2 separate regions of the Homo sapiens genome follow, and region 1 is linked to region 2. A link is a contact called in ENCODE Hi-C or POLR2A ChIA-PET data. All regions are on one chromosome and are shown on one strand. The core of a region is the stretch at or near the end of the contact, and the rest is flanking DNA. Distances in the headings are between cores, read along the strand shown. Region 1 overlaps TBC1D10A (TBC1 domain family member 10A). Region 2 has its middle 18 kb from the start of RFPL1.

The links. Hi-C counts contacts between places; a loop is a spot of excess contacts on that map. ChIA-PET counts read pairs that join two places held with the same protein, here RNA polymerase II (POLR2A). Pooled maps may share reads with other maps.
Region 1: POLR2A ChIA-PET joins it to region 2 with 10 read pairs in activated naive CD4-positive, alpha-beta T cell. The contact joins two enhancer-like sites. A Hi-C loop is called at or near these places in 2 of 50 pooled maps. POLR2A ChIA-PET finds 5 or more read pairs at or near these places in 2 of 52 experiments (CD8-positive, alpha-beta memory T cell and activated naive CD4-positive, alpha-beta T cell).

The regions. Positions count from the first base shown.
Region 1 is chr22:30,295,114-30,297,979 of GRCh38, forward strand. TBC1D10A (TBC1 domain family member 10A) reads right to left here. Exons shown (of 9, transcript NM_031937.3): 4 at 624-730. Among named protein-coding and RNA genes, the nearest start is that of CASTOR1, 7.0 kb to the left of the region's middle. Within about 2 kb of position 1,399, at least 5 of the 41 ENCODE cell types and tissues checked have a DNase peak (open chromatin) inside an H3K27ac peak, as active enhancers do.
Region 2 is chr22:29,418,772-29,421,976 of GRCh38, forward strand. It overlaps a transcript of RFPL1 not described here. Among named protein-coding and RNA genes, the nearest start is that of RFPL1, 18 kb to the right of the region's middle. Within about 2 kb of position 1,385, at least 2 of the 41 ENCODE cell types and tissues checked have a DNase peak (open chromatin) inside an H3K27ac peak, as active enhancers do.

The DNA.
Region 1 (2,866 bases), core at 149-2,648, 880 kb after region 2:
CACCTATGCCCCAGTGGACCAGCCAGCCTCAGAATCTGCCCCTCCCTTGAGAGGGAAGGTGATCTGCTTGTGGTCACCAAGGGGTCAGTCTCCTACTGGAGCACATGGACTCTCACGTGCCCAGAAGGAAGGAGGTGGGGAAGGTCTCCCCCATGACAGGGGAGGGCAGAGGCTCAAAGAGAAAACAGGGAGCAGGGCCAGGGCGGGATGTAAAGCTATGTCAGGGCTGGAAGTAGGGGCCCCTCACTCAGCAGCTATGGCCCCTTGGCCGGGCCAGCTTTGTCCCTGCATCTGTCTTGGTCCCCTTGCCTGCCCTATCTCTCCCCTGCATACCCTCCACTCACCCAATTCCCTCTATCCCTCTTTCTCGCCAACAAAACCTGTTTCCGGAAGAGGGCCAGGCTGGACAAGCTCTAGCACTCTGGAGTCAATGAGGAAAGCCCCCCCAGAGGTAAGAGGAGATGCTGAGAACACACATCAGACTCAAACCAAAAAAAGGGAAATGCTAAGAGTGGAGTTGGGGGCACCGAGCTTCTAAAGCCCTGAACTCACTGTACCTCCTTAGACCCCTTAGAGACAGGCCCTAGAGCCACCTCCCACCTCATGAGGCCCAGCCTGCTCACCCGTGGCCCCCCCGGGACACAAACATCTCATGGAATGGGAACTGCCGGTGCAGGTCACGCTCAATCACGTCCAGCCACTTGGGGTCCCCAGGGGACATGTCCAGCTCCTAGAAGCAAGGGCACAAATTAGGGGCTGGGGAGGATGGAGGTGGGCTTTGCTGACAGGACACGGCTGCCCAGGGATTAGGGGAGGGGGCCCTCCACCAGGGGCAGTGCCCACCCAAGCCCATCACAGACTGGGCCTTCCCAAGGACAGGAAGAGAAGCTCAGGTAAGGAATGCCTGGGCAGGGGCAAAGGGGCAAGGAGGGAAGGGCCCTGGAAACCTTAAACCTGGCTCTAGGAAGACCGATGAGGGCAAGAGTGTCCACTCCAGCTGCGGCTGGAAGGACCTCTAGACATTTCATTCGGGAGTCAGATACATTATGTCACATCCTTAAGACAGAAGGCTGCTTCTCTGAGCAATAGCTACCAGCTGTTCCCACTTCTCTGAGCCAGGCGCTAAGCTGGGCACAGGGTACCTGTGGGCCTTACTGATCCTGCTCCCCAACCTCCAGAGATAGGACCTATCATTACACCCTGTTCGCAGATGAGAAAACTGAATGTCAAGGCCTCATGTCAAGGTATTTAACTCTGGCTAGAAAAATGGTGGAGCTGGGACTGGAAGCCAGGTCTGACTCAAAGCCGTCCATCCCAGCTCCTCAGCTACATGCCTCCCTGTGCAGGTGGCGTCAACTATCCAGGAAGCCAGGTGTGTGTGAGATCTGCACAGAGCTCTTTCTGGAAGGACATGACATCTGTCAAACCATTAACCTCAGATACTTCTCTGGGTGCCGAGGTTTCAACAAAGTTTTACTCTTTTCTTTGAACTTCTGTGAACGCTTCAGTATGTGCACCTTTACAAAACAACAAAGCCATTACAAAAAGGAAAATCTTTTCTTGGTCATTTGAAATGTTCTCTACCTTGATCTGCATGTTGGTTACATGGATGTGTATTATTTATCAAAACTCACTGAACTGCATGCACATTCAAGATCTATGCATTTTACTGTATGTAAATTCATACCTCAATTTTTAAAAAAGAAAGAAAAAATAAATAAGGAGGAAGCCCAGAGGGCTGAGCAGGGAAGCAGAGTATTCACCAGAGGAACCAGAATGTGCTGAAAGGTGTGGCCCAGGCACCTTCATGGGAGTGTTGGTTTAAGTACAAGTTGCCTGCAGGGCAGGGGCAGCATCAGGGAAGGCCCTCAGGAGGGAGGCCAGGTCCTCAGCAAACATACCCAGTGGGCGCAGACACAGGCCCTGCCCTGACGAGCAGGTGACTTCATACAAGCCCCTTTCCCTCTCTGGCCCTCAGTGGGAGTGTCCTAGCATTAAGCTCAAGAACCTAGGGTGCCAGGAACTTGACTAGAGGGTAAGGACTGAGAGGAGCGGCTGACAGAGTGTTCAGGGCTGGAGGGGACAGGGAGGGGCTGGGGCCTCCACACAGAGCCCTAGAGCAGGCACATAGCGGAGCGGTGGATGCGTGCCTCTGGGGCCCCACACACCCTTGTGATGGGGGTCTGTGTACTGTGCACCTCTAAGTACTGTCTGAGCGCAGTGCAGGTTTGCTTTTGTCAGAATGGGGAAGAGGGCCCCACAAATTCTCCTAGCAGTTCCCATGAGGTAGGAACCCGAAAACCCCGGAAGTCAGTTCCTAGGATGTGTTCATCTGGCACTTCAGCAGCCTAAGGCACTTGGCCACACATGGTTGGTGAGAAAGGAAAAGAGGGTAGCTGCAGATCGAAAGGGCACCGGCAGACAAGCAGGTACCATGGTCATGGGGCCTGTAGCCTCCACCAGCCTGAGGGGTACTGGCGCCATCATAAGGTGAAGCCAGAGAAGAAAGCCAGGTAAAAAAGGACAGGAGGTCCTGCCTGCCCAAGGAAGGAGGAAGAAATAGCACGTGCAGGAGAAGGAGCCACCAGCACCTGCAGAGCCTGCCCTGAATGCTGAGGTTGGGATGGGCCACCTGGACTGGGTATTGAATGGAGGGCCCTGTGGGGAGAGAGCACAGAAACAGGTGCATGCTGCCATCACCAGACCCCCACTGTGCCCTGCCTCGGCACAGGACCCGCAGCAACCAGGGGAAGCTCCTCATGCTTCCTCTGGGTCACCCACAGGCAAAGTCTTTCCAGGTGTGCTCACAAACCATTCTTCCAGCCCCCAGAACCATGCAGGAACCCGTCACTCAGCTTCGGTGCAT
Region 2 (3,205 bases), core at 135-2,634:
ACAGGTGTGAGCCACTGCGCCTGGCCCAGATTTCCCATTCTTTTTAAAAACCAGAAGACCTGGCCACACTGGGTCCTCTTCCCCAGCCAGTACTGATCCTCTGGAGTTTCTGAGAGGGTTCATGCCACACCCACTCCATCACCTGCTGCCTTTCCCACCTACTCCAGTTAACTCACTCCATCACCACCTGACCTGTCAGTGTCTGGGCTCGTGATTCCTGTGTAAACAAAACCTTCTATTGGGAAGAAAGTTTTATGAAGGGAGCTGTATGAGGGGAGACATGGGTCCCTAGACACCCTAAAGGAGAGACTGAAGTGGACCCAAGCTATAAACCCTCCCCTGTCAGCCAGCTTCCAGCTGCCACCAGGCCTACTCCTACACACCTGACATCTTTGCCCACGGTCATCGATGCAATCACTTTCTTCACTGCCTCCTTCTTCTTCTCCTTCTTGTCACTGTTGAGCTCTGCCTTCAGCTCGAAGATCTCCCCTAAGGAAAGGAGGCAAGCATGAGTGATCCCTCCCTACCCTGGCAGGGGACAATTCCCAGTATCTAACTTCCAAAAGAACCGGAGGGAGGCACGTAAGACATCCTATGCTGTTGGCTGAGGGAAGCTTCAGGCGCCTGGCCTCAGGTGGGCCAGGCAACAGTGAGGGATGACTGTTAGGACAGGAATTAACAAGATGGAAACTTGTAGGCCGGGTGCAGTCGCTCACACCTGTAATCCCAGCACTTTAAGAGGCTGAGGATCAGCTGGGCACGGTGGCTCATGTCTGTAATCCCAGCGCTTTGGGAGGTCGAGGGAGGCAGATCACGAGGCCAGGAGATCAAGACCATCCTGGCCAACGTAGTGAAACCTCGTTTCTAATAAAATACAAAAAATCAGCGCGATTTTTTGGTGCAAGCCTGTAATCCCAGCTACTCGGGAGGCTGAGGCTGGAGGATTGTTTGAGGCCAGAGGTCGAGGCTGCCATGAGCCATGACACCACTACACTCCAGCCTGGGTGACACAAAGTGAGATCCTCTCTCCAAAAAAAAAAAAAAAGAAAAGAAAAAAAAAGAAACTTAGAGGCCACTCTGGATTGAAGCAACAGGAACCATGGAAGCTACAAAGGTTCTGAGGAAGACAAAAGCATCAAAAACATGATGGCAGGCTCTGCTCAGCCAGGGAGCTAAAAACCCAGTGGAAGGCAAAGCTGTCCTCAGCTACCCTCACTCAACAAAAGACCCTTAAAAGGCTCAGTGCAATAGAACCTGAGTACTTAAGGCTTGCGGGGTGAGAGCAGGATTTGTGGATTCCCACATGGAGGCCTTTCCTGTTTTCCTCAAACCTCTAAGACAGCTTGCTCAGGATTTCACTTCCTGAGACACAAGTGGTTGCTCAGCTCTGAAAATGGGAATTCAGCTGCTCCATGAGAGCTCAAGCATGAAATCAATTGTTCTGAAGAACTTCATGATGTGAGAAAAACAAATGAGGAAGTAGGGTTGTCTGGTCCTGCCATGGACAGATAGTCAGGACCCTGATAACAGGTTAGGAGGGCAGATGTCATTTCCTGACCCCTTCTCTCTCTTTTTTTGAGATGGAGTCTCGCTCTGTCACCCAGGCTGGAGTGCAGTGGCCCCATCTCAGCTCACTGCAACTTCTGCCTCCCGGGTTCCAGCAATTCTCCTGCCTCAGCATACCGGGTAGCAGGGACTACAGGCACGTGCCGTCATGCCTGGCTAATTTTTGTATTTTTAGTAGAGATGGGGTTTCACCATGTTGGCCAGGCTGGTCTTGAAATCCTGACTTCGTGGTCTGCCCTCCTCAGCCTCCCAAAGCCTTGGGATTACAGGCATGAGCCACTGCAGATGGTTTTTTGCTTTTTTTTTTTTTTTTTTTTTTTTGAGACGAAGTCTCACTCTGTCTCCCGGGCTGGAGTGCAACGGTGCGATCTCGGCTCACCACAACTTCCACATCCCGGGTTCAAGCAATTCTCCTGCCTCAACCTCCCAGATAGCTGGAACTACAGGCGGGCACCATCATACCCTCCTAATTTTTGTATTTTTAGTAGAGACGGGGTTTCACCACGTTGGCCTGGGTGGTCTTAAACTCCTGACCTCAGGTGATCCACCTGCCTTGGCCTCCCAAAGTGCTGGGATTACAGGCGTGATCCACCGTGCCCAGCCCCCCTGAGCCCTTCTCTAAGCCCAGTCCCATACTAACTTGTTCCCACACATTTTCTTATTTCATCCTCACAACTCTGCATTTCCCTCCATTTCGCAGTGAGCAAATGGAGGCTGTGAGAGGCTCAGTAACGTAAACCCAATGCCAGCAGGTGGTAGGACTGAAACTCAAAACCAGGTCTGCTAGCTCCAAAGCCCATGCTCTCAATCCCTATGCTTGGGCCTACCCAAGATACTCACTTTGCTTTCCTAAACCTGTTTCCTTGTCTCTTTGGCTGGAGCATTGAACCCAGGCATGTCTGTCCACACATCTCTCTTCCCAAAAGAAATCCACTAAAAAACCCCAACCCCAAAATAAAAAAATTAGCTCGGCATAGTGGCACGTGCCTGTAGTCCCAGCTACTTGGGAGAATTGCTTGAACCCAGGAGGCTGCAGTGAGCAGAGATCTTCCCATTGCACTCCAGCCTGGGTGACAGAGACTCTGTCTCAAAAAAAACAAACAAACAACAAAACCCACCCCTGGGACTCCAATACACTCAGCACTACGTTCACCCTGTGGCTCACTAAGCCCCACAAGACTGATCCCTGTGTACCTCTCCAATTGCTTTCTCTCTTTTTTCAATTAGTTGCCCAGGCTAGACTCGAACTCCTGGGCTCAAGCAAGTAATCCTCCCACCCAAGCCACCACCTGGGGCGCCACTGTGCCTGGCTCTAACCTCTTCTTGTATCACCCTCCTCGGTAGCTCATGCCCACTACCTTCCTTTCCCCAAATGTGTCACAGGCACAGCACTCACTCCTTCCCCTTCCTATCCCCCATCGATCTGGCCAGCTCCACCCAGAGCTCTCCCACAGTCCCCCCTGGACCCAGTACACTTCAGTGTGGTTACTACTCTACAGACTGTCTTCCCTGCTCAACCTTGAGCAACACCAGGTCAGAGGCTCTGTTTCTCTTCCACTGCACATGGTAGGTTCTCAGTAAAAACCAGCTAGACCAATACATGAAATGCCTGATAAGGGGCAGACTTCGGGTCCTGGAT